2 separate regions of the Homo sapiens genome follow, and region 1 is linked to region 2. Evidence: chromatin loops called from intact Hi-C (ENCODE). Cell type or tissue: HCT116. All regions are shown on one strand.

Region 1 (5,000 bases), 270 kb after region 2:
ATTTGACATATAAATGCCACATGGTTATGTCTAGTGTTCTAGATTAAACTGTCCTTTAATTTCATGAGAGTAAAATTTCCTTGGTGGGAACAGATTTTTCTTTTAATATATATTTTGTTTGTTTGTTTGTTTTTTGTTTTGAGACAGGGTCTCGCTCTGTCGCCCAGGCTGGAGTGCAATAACGCAATCTCGGCTACTTGCATCCTGGGCTCAAACTGATCCTCCTGCCTCAGCCTCCCAAGTAGCAGGGACTACAGGCATGTGCCACCATGCCTGGCTAATTTTTGTGTTTTTTGTAGAGATGGGGTTTCACCCTATGGCCTGGGTTGGTCTTGAACTTCTGGACTCAAGGATCTGCCTGCCTCGGCCTCCCAAAGTGCTGGGATTATAGGCATGAGCCACCACTCCCAGTCTTAATATATTTTTGAATTTGATTTGGCAGATTGTATTTAACATTACTTCATCTATATCCATAAATGCTATTTTGTTTAATTTCCTTTCCTTTCTTTTTACTTCTTTCTCTTCTTCCTCAAGTAGTCTCCCTTGGTTTTTTTGTTTTGTTTTGGCATTTGTCAACTGTTGATATCAGATTTGTAAACCTGATCAAATCAATTTGGAAGTTTTTTTCTTTTTAGTTATATCACATGGTATTTTAAAAGAATTTGTTGTTAAAAACCATCTTGCTCTATAGTCCTTTTATATTTTCCCAGAAAAAGATTATGTTTTCAGACAGGCTTCTACCTAGCATATATTCTTTTTATTATTTCTGGTTTTCCCTATGAGCTCACATACAAAGTTGGAAAATAAGGTTCCCTAGGGTATAATCAAGGTAAGGATAATGGCCAGAAGTTCTGCATAGGTAATGATCCATGTTTTTATAAATATATTTCTATGTAAAATATTCTAAACATATGTGAAAAGATAAGAATAATGCACACTTGAGCCACCACAACCCATCTTTGTCAAATGTGAATACTGTCTTTTTTTTTTTAACTTTATAACTTTCAGTAGGTTCTGCTTTTGGGACTGAATCTTGATGCTGCCTATGTTATGAATTTTAGCTATGTTTTGATACAGTTATTTCTCATTGTCTTGGAATAATTACTTTGAAAGTTTCATCATGTGATTTTTAAAAAAAATGGTAAAATTAATATCAAAACAAGTTATTGTATATATGATATGTTATATATATGTATTATACATATAAAACACAAACTAATTGTAAGGCTACATGCTAGTCACATTAGTTTTCTTTTAATTCCTTGCTATATAGGCAATACAACATACTTGCCGTTAGTTCTGGCTCTTCAAAAATAAGAAAACCTAATTTAATAGTCTGGTGCTTAAAAACAAATGCAATGAAATCATCTAAATTTGGGCTCAGCTGTGCAACTCTGGGACAGTTACTGTCCTAAATTTCTTTATTTGTTGATATGGTTTGGCTGTGTCTCCACCCAAATCTCATCTTGAATAGTAACTCCCACTATTTCCACATTTTGTGGGAGGGACCCAGTGGGAGGTAAATGAATCATGGGGATAGGTCTTTCCCGTGCTATTCTCATGATAGTGAATAAGTCTCACGAGATCTGATGGTTTTAAAAACAGGAGTTTCCTTGCACAAGCTCTCTCTCTCTTTTTTTTTTTTTTTGAGACGGCGTTTCGCTGTCACCCAGGCTGGAGTGCAATGGTGTGATCTCGGCTCACTGCAACCTCCGTCTCCCAGGTTCAAGCGATTCTCCTACCTCAGCCTCCTGAGTAGCTGGGATTATAGGAGCCTGTCACCACGCCCAGCTAATTTTTGTATTTTTAGTAGAAACAGGGTTTCACCATGTTGGTCAGGCTGGTCTCAAACTCCTGACCTCATGATCCACCTGCCTCAGCCTCCCAAAGTGCTGGGATTACAGGTGTGAGCCACTGTGCCCAGCCAGCTTTCTCTTTTTGCCTGCTGCCATTCATGTAAGATGTGACTTGCTCCTCCTTGCCTTCTGCCATGATTGTGAGGCCTCCCCAGCCATGTGGAACTGTAAGTCCACTAAACCCTTTTTCCTGTATAAATTACCCCCTCTTGGGTATGTCTTTATCAGCAGTATGAAAATGGGCTAATAAATCAGTAAAATGGTGAAATAACAGCAACATTATGGAGTTGTTGTGAGCAAAAGCATGTAAGGTGCTTGGTTTAGCACCTATTACATAGTAAGAATTCAATACAAATTTATTATTTTATTTTAGAAACAATTTTTTCCTAAAGAAGATTATTTTTTTTTTATGTCTTGGCATTTAGAAAATTAACTGTGTTCATGTTGTTTTATGAATTAGTAGTATCCTCACCTTCCAAGTAGATAAGAACCTATTATTTTTGCTCCTGCGAAAAAGCAGAGGTGCCTAACTTGCTGTGTCTCCTCACATCTCTCCCCTCTTCCTCCCCTCCAAGTTCTTTGGATCAACTGGAGAGAGGGGTGTCATAGAAGTTTTATCACTTGGCATTGTCATACCACAGTCTACTATAAGGAAAACATACCAGTGAACCAGTGAGTCTGGTCTTTCCTCTTAGTGGAGAGAAGGGCATATGGTCACAATTTCTCTACCAGATGGAAGAGGAGTGGCTTAGTTTTCAGTTTTGTTTAATCACCATAGACTTTCACTTCAGATTTCCCACTTTCTCAATCCCAAAGTAGGTTGCTGCTCTGTGCTTGATGGTAACAGCTCACAGACTCATCAGAATTGAAATGAACAAATATTTATTTATCTTTTATAACAAGTAAGGCAATGTTGCTTAAAGGAAGACAAACAAACATAAAAGATTCCGTTGACAATGCATTTTTTCATCTGTTCGGCACAATGCTTTTGTCATAATGGAGATGTGACAGCAAACTTTCCAGGACATTCAGTCTTCGGCGGCAGCACTTAGGGCAGATGACTGGCCGCTGCAATGTGAATACAAGAATGCCTGACTCACCAAATGATTTCCTAGAATAGTTAGCTGGGTGGAGACTCACCAAGTTAATAACTAAACCCAACCCTCAAGTCCATTGGCAAAGGACATATTTGAGCTTAATGACTCTGTATACACCCAGAAAGATAAAGGAGGCTTTGAGATCCTGCTTGGTAGACTGGGAAGAAGAAAATGACTCATTAGGTACCTGGAACACTGAATGGCCTGCACTGGAAATATTTTGAAAGGTGGGTTTAAGTACTAAACCAGTCTTTCAGAGGCTATACCGTATCAAGCCTGAGACAGATGATGATTCAATAAATGACTTTTAAGAGAGGGAAAATGTTGTGCAACAGAAACGTAGGGCAGAACAAATAATCTCTGCATTATGAACAGGTGAGTCAACAGCTGTGCTGGCTTAGAAAATGAAAAACTAGTTAAACACCTCCACAATTTTAAAACATTTTCTACTTAACTATAACGTTAAATGACCTAAGGTATATGAAGCATCTATCCCAGTGTCTGGCTGACACATGGTGTCACTCGATATACTTTTCTTCCTTTCATCTCTGATCTTTGCTTTTTTCGATTTGTTTGTTTAAGAGAAAAAAGTACTTTAAGATGATATTGCTGTCTAGTTTCATGTAAGTCCATATTTTGAAGATATTAGTGTCTAAAGTCTAGCACTCTCTGTTGGTTTTACTATTAACAATAAACAAACATGACAGGAAATTTAGTCATCTGTATCAAACATCTGTCATGTGGTTCAGAAATTATTTTGGGGCAACATTTTGGAATGAAGACTGTTAGCTCGCTTTGGTATACTCATGACTTTGTTGAAACAGTACACATAGCAAAAATATAAATTTTAAAAGTATCACTGGTAACTCCATGTAGTTATTCATTTTGAAATGCTAAACTATGAGTATTGACATTTTAAGTTTGGATCCGAGTTTTCTGGTCCTTTCCCTGAGAAAATAAATGATGCTTTGAAATATTAGCGAATTAGAGCAACTTTTCAACTTTTCTACAATAGATTATTCCTCAGGCTAGAAAAAAATTGAATCCACAAATACCACTCAAAGTCATTTCATTCTAAATCAGGATAACAAACACTCTCATACATAAAATCAAATATACAAGAAATGAACAATCTAAAATATATGGATGCCTCTTTTTCAGCTCTATCCAGTCACCTATTGCATGTTTTCTTAAAGTGTATATTCAATCATTCTATATATTTAGAACTTCATTAAACTTTGAGATAACCTCAAAATATATTTTGTCATCAACATTTAATCATGTATCTCTCACTTAAGGAGGTTTTTACTGAATCAAGGTTTTTCTTTTCTAGAATATGTTAATATCACTATCTTCTAGGACAAAATATCAGTAAAAAATTCATGATGATTTACCTGACTGAGCATATGTGGAATTTTTAAGGCTGGATTTTAACTCTTTCGAGAACTCACCTTCCTATTTTGTACGCTTTCTGCCTCTCTGCTCCAACAAACACTGTTTGGGGCAAGTTTAACCTCAATAGATATAACCTTGTTGTTGGGCCAGTCCGTCTACCGACAGGACGTAACTTGTAAGAAGGAGAGGCACTGGTGTGCGAGAAAGATTGCAGCTGGCAGCTGAGAGACAGGTCTGCCACTTCCCTTCCCTTTGCTTTGCTACCAAATCTTTGCGTGCCTCAGAAGTAGGCCATGTAACTCAGGAGTGCCAGGAGCTGTGACTGATACCAGGCTCTTTGTAAGGAAGAGGAGAAAATGCAGGATGCAGAATAATTGAAGGGGAGGTGGTGCTCCCCAAAGGAGGAACAAAGAAAGAATGGTCTGAAGACTTCAAATGTTTGGCAACCTTATTTTTTTTACCCAAGGCCAGCATTTGTATGAATATGGGTGCGTGTGTGAATTTGTATACAGGAAGGAACTAGCATTGTGAAATAACCCCAAACACGACTGGTCAGTCTGCCTCCCTTTGAAAAACAACAATAAAGAAAAAAACTACTTTGAATAATCTTATAACAGGAAATAACACAATGGAAACTGGAGAATTTTGATGT
Region 2 (5,000 bases):
TTGACATACCTCTACCAACTATGATAAGGCAAGATAATACAGGCACCTCAAATCCTAAGCTTTAGTTTTGGTACATATTCTCAAAGATCAGTGGAAGAAGCTTCTTTGAAAGAAAGAAAATTGAGTTAACTAGGAAATAACTTTGAAATACAGTACATGAAAAGTTTGATGCAATTTACTAGACAGTGAAGAAAACATCAATACATACACAGAATGAAACTTCTTAGTAACTGAGCTGTAGAGTAAGACCTTTAACATATCTTTTAAAAGTACTATATTTATTATGTCATCCTAGCATATAGATCCAAAATCATGTAACAAGCCAAGAATTCTACTAAAAAAGCCTCCATAATGTACTTCAACCTTACCAAATACTCAAAAACTGTGAAAATATATTTACATCAATTGCTCTATCATGTCGAATTTTTCAATTATTACAACCATGAAATCAAGTCTAATTAAATCAATAAGTGGCCTTACCTGTGATTTTTTGCCTGAAAGATCAAGATAAAACAATGAAATTATTTACAAGATCATTTTAATATTCTTCTAGATTTAGTAGCAACAAGAAAAAAATAATCCTTGTAAATTATACTGTGGAGTTCATGCCCTTCAAGCTGCACCCTTGTACTCTTGATACCATTCTCTTCTCTCCCACTTCCTTCACTTCTCAAAACAAGTAAACCAACAAAAGGCCAGACAAAACCAAAATACAAAAGACATTCATTCAATATATATCTACTGATTTCCGTGGCAATACAAACACTGAGCAAAACGAATACTTCCTATTCTTCAGGTCCAAAGAAGTAAAACTTTTGATCCTAATTTAAGAAGTACATGATTCTCTTCTCCCCACCTCAAAAGAGTAAATAAAAAAAAAAAAAGTTAACATGGTTAATAATGGCTTTTAAAAATCTGTATTATTTTAGAAAGCATTAGTGAAAATCTGATTTTATAAAGTACTTTTTTGGAGACAGAAATTTGAACAAAAATTAAATTATTTTTAATAAAGTCTGTAGATGAAGGAAGGTTAATTCTGAAACTGTTACTATTCGACTTTTAATGAACAGATTTAATATTTACCAGCATCTCTACTTAACCATGTTATTACTCAAAATGACAAAATGTGTACTATTTAGCTTCAGCTTCTTTCTTCTTCTTGGCCTTTTAAAGGACCATTTTTCAGTGTTTTGCTAGTGCAGTCAATGAGCAAGCAACTGAGCCTAAACACAGTGCAGAACTCCCAAATAACCACACACAATCAAGTTACTAGGAAAACAAGTATTACAAGAACCAGGCACGGACTTTGTAAAAACTCATCACCTGAAAAGGTTACATAGGATAAATATAATCTTGACTCAATCAAGTTACTATATTGAAAAGTGCTTCATAAAAATAATCTAGTTACAGTATTCCCGCATGATTCTTCTAGTAATTCAGTACCTGTTACGACAGTGAAGTAACCTGCTGATGCTGTGTGGCTCAGTCTAGTCAAATATTATCAGCCTACTGAAATGTGACTCATTTATATAGTATTGAGATAGAACAGTAAAGCTTCAGGAAAAGTCTAAGTCAAATAACACAGAAATCTTAAAGGACATTCCCCAAAGAGACTGTCTCCTGCTTTAGAGAACTACCCTATTTCTCACCCAATAACGAAATAAACCAATTAAAAATATACACGATCTTTTCTTAACTACACAAGACATTTCTTTAAAAAAAAAAGAAATATTTCCCTTGAGATTACTTACAAGACATTAAACATAAATCAGATCTCCAAACACAAAACATAGCAGCTAAAAATAGTATATCTGTTTCAAAGGCTGAGGCAGAAGCCCTCCAACCGAAAAAACTAAAATTAGGTTTTTTCCATCTCTAGATCTTTAAAATGAACCTTCAGCATTTATGAGGTACACAAATCAGTGTCCACATATTCTCCCAAACTAGCTGGTCAGAGAAAACCTAATTACTAAAATCTTCAGAAATACAAACCCACCGTCCTCCAAGAGACTCATGTAATGAAATTCCTCTTCATTCTGGCTAATAACCAGACTAAAAAACAATACTACTACTAATAAAGACCTTTCTCCAATTAATTTATTCCGTAAAACTCAAACCCACCGAAAAAGACCACCATACTCTTTTTCAGGAAGCAGAGATAAAAGCCTTGTACAAAAGCTGTCAGGTGGGCAGGCAGGTAGGGCTCCATCTAGGAGACCAAGAATCCGAGCCCGGAGTGGGAGGACGTGGTCACACCGGAGGGTAGAGGAGGGGATCCAGACCTAAGCGCGGCCCCACCCACAGAGATAGCTATGAGCAGAGCTAGGAGGGCAACTCTCTAACCCTAAGCTCTGCCCAGACCCGTGCCCGGTTCCGCGCTCCCAGCCTCGCTCCTACCCCCAGCCCTGTGGAGGGTCCGAGCATCGCTACCCTGGCACCTGCTCAAACCCGTGTCTGGGAGGAGGGGAGGCTGGGGCCACTGACAGGGCCTGCGGGCCTGACCTCGCCGCCGCCTCTGGCGGACTTGAGGGTCGACAGGAGCCCCGCGCCCGCCCGCTCAGCCACCCGCCCTCCAGTCAGGGCAGGAGCCGGCCAGCGAAGCCGAGGCGTCCGCTCGGGCCCCGAGCGCCGCAGCGGCGGGAAGGTCACCGGTCGCAAGAGGCCCCGACCGTGGGCAGCGACGACGTCCAAGCTACCTTTGGCCTCGCAGTCGGCGCAGTACTTGTTGTCCTCCTCCCTCAGAAGCTTGGATAGGATGAGCTGGTGCTGCTCGTTCAGCTTCTGAGCCTTCTCCCGACAGGAGCGCGTCGCCATCTCGGCAGCGGGGCGGGGAGCCTGGGGCAGCTACGGCGGCGGCGGACGCTGGCTGGAGCCGGGCAGAGTGAACGCACCTGGCGCCGCCGGGACCGCGGGCGGACTCAGCCCAGGAAGCGGCAGCGGCAGCTGGAACGGGAGGAGGGGCGGCGGCGGCGGTGGCGGTGGTAGCGCCGACGTGTCCCGCCTCCTTGACCGGCCTGCCGGCACGCACCACCCTAGCCGGCGAGGGGAGGGGGAGGGGGACTGGGTCGCGCCGAGGCTTCCGGGTGGCGCGGAGGAAGGAACCCGGGCGCCGAGCGCGCTGCGCATGCGCCGAACCTACGGGGCCCGGGCTGCCGAGTCTTTTTGCAAAAAGGCCTTCTGCCCAAGGTGATTCCCGAAAGGTAGCTGGCACTGCCTCATACGAGCTTTCCCCCCTTTTGAGATGTGATGGTCCGCAAGGGCCTCTAGTAAAACCCAGTAATGGAAGACCTTTTACAAGAAGCCTACTTTGACTTGCCCATTTGCCTTTGCTCTTGCTGGCACAACATTGGAAATGCAGAAATAACTAGCGACTGGGTGGGTTCATTTACTCATTCGAGGTTTATTCGCCTGCAGTTTAGAAGCTGGAGACACGGATGGAAGAAAAGAGGAAAAACGGTCTCTTACATTTTAAGGGCGAGAAATAATCTAGTAGTGACATGTATTAGGGGATAACATTTCATTGAGTGATTACTCTGTTAAACGAACTGTTAGCTCATTTAACCCTTTCCCCAACCTTATGATATTGTTATCCTCATTACACAGGGGAGGAAAGTGAGGCATAGAGGAGTTAAGTAACCTGACCAGATTACAGAACTACTAGTGGAGGAGTTGAGATTTAAATCCAAAGCAGTCTGGCTCCAGAGTCTGAAAGACCTGGCAGTAAGCCCTTCCATAAGGGGGAAAGTGTGACCAGGAACCCAAGTACTAGGCGGTGATACTTTAACAAGAAGCTGTGTAAATAGTGATCCTTAATGCAAGAGAAAGAGAACTAAAGAAAACACTTTTCATTGGAACCCAGACCCTAATCCAGGCTCATGAAGTTTGAACTCCGGGTGACGCAGTTTCGATGATTTGGCATGTTGTATATTATGAGGAAGTTCTAATATGGGGCTTATGCAAGCCAAATAAACACAGTCCTTGCCTGCGATGAAGCAGATGCTAAGAAAGGCAATGAGCAAGAGTCGGTCTTACACTTCTTAGTAAGGCCAATTTCTAGCCCCTGTCCCTGCATAAAAGTGACCCTCATTGCTACCTAGCCCTGTTCTTGGCACAGGGGCTCAAAAATGTTTCTGGAATTAAATTGAATGGATATGGCAATGAAGATGCTCAGTAATTAAACAAATTAGAGCTTATACTACATAGCTCTGACAAATAACTACTAGGGAGATATTGGTGAGTTCCAATGAACAGAAAAAAACATTATGTGGGAGGTAGAACTTACGAGCCTTGTCCTGAAGATACGCTGGATTTAGATGGGGACTGGGGAGGGAGATATTAAGAAAGAGCAGCTTGCACAAAAGCATGAAGACCTGAAGTACCTTGGAAAACAGACTGGAACAAAAGGTACTACTTTTGAGATAAGGCTGCATAAGTAAACTATGATAGGGTTATGGAAGACTTGGGAAGCCAGACAAAGTAGTCTGGCCTTGATGCAAATTGACAGTAGAAAACCTGTAGATTTTTGCCAGGCACAGTGGCTCACGCCTGTAATCCCAGCACTTTGGGAGGCCGAGGCAGGCGGATCACCTGAGGTGGGGAGTTCGAGACCATCCTGACCAACATGGAGAAACCCTGTCTCTACTGATAATACAAAATTAGCCGGGTGTAGTGGCGCATGCCTGTTTAATCCCAGCTACTCAGGAGACTGAGGCAGGAGAATCGCTTGAACCCGGGAGGCAGAGGTTGCAGTGAGCGGAGATCAGGCCATTGCACTCCAGCCTGGGCAACAAGAGCAAAACTCCTTCCCCACCCACCCCCCCCCCAAAAAAAGAAAAAGAAAACCTGTAGATTCTTCAAGTAGGATAATAGCATAATAAAAAGGATCTTTTGGGAAAGTTAGTCCTGCAGTAACCAGTAAACAAACACCATTTTTTGAGTACCTCTCCTCCCTACAAAAATTCTGTTCAGCACTGTGAGGACTCAGAAAAACAGAATACAGG

What was found. Hi-C counts contacts between places; a loop is a spot of excess contacts. Peaks named below come from ENCODE experiments on the same cell type or tissue, not always from the same donor. Only the 100,000 strongest peaks of a DNase experiment are listed, where the experiment ranks them.
Region 1: a loop joins it to region 2, with 7 times the contacts of the local background. A loop is called at or near these places in 2 of 110 quality-filtered maps.

Annotation. Positions count from the first base shown.
Region 1 is chr6:70,397,139-70,402,138 of GRCh38, reverse strand. It overlaps LINC01610 (long intergenic non-protein coding RNA 1610), which reads right to left. Exons shown (of 4, transcript NR_125857.1): 4 at 2,722-2,924. LOC105377847 (a long non-coding RNA gene) reads left to right here and starts at 2,931. Exons shown (of 5, transcript XR_942668.1): 1 at 2,931-3,180. In HCT116, no CTCF peak of the experiment used is centred here; DNase peaks (open chromatin) are centred at 2,578 and 3,028; H3K4me3 peaks cover 2,624 bases; H3K27ac peaks cover 3,431 bases.
Region 2 is chr6:70,665,838-70,670,837 of GRCh38, reverse strand. It overlaps SMAP1 (small ArfGAP 1), which reads right to left and starts at 2,955. Exons shown (of 11, transcript NM_001044305.3): 1 at 2,697-2,955. The coding sequence starts at 2,814. RefSeq lists silencers at 2,214-2,273, 2,394-2,623, 2,774-3,173. In HCT116, no CTCF peak of the experiment used is centred here; DNase peaks (open chromatin) are centred at 2,307 and 3,057; H3K4me3 peaks cover 2,798 bases; H3K27ac peaks cover 1,966 bases.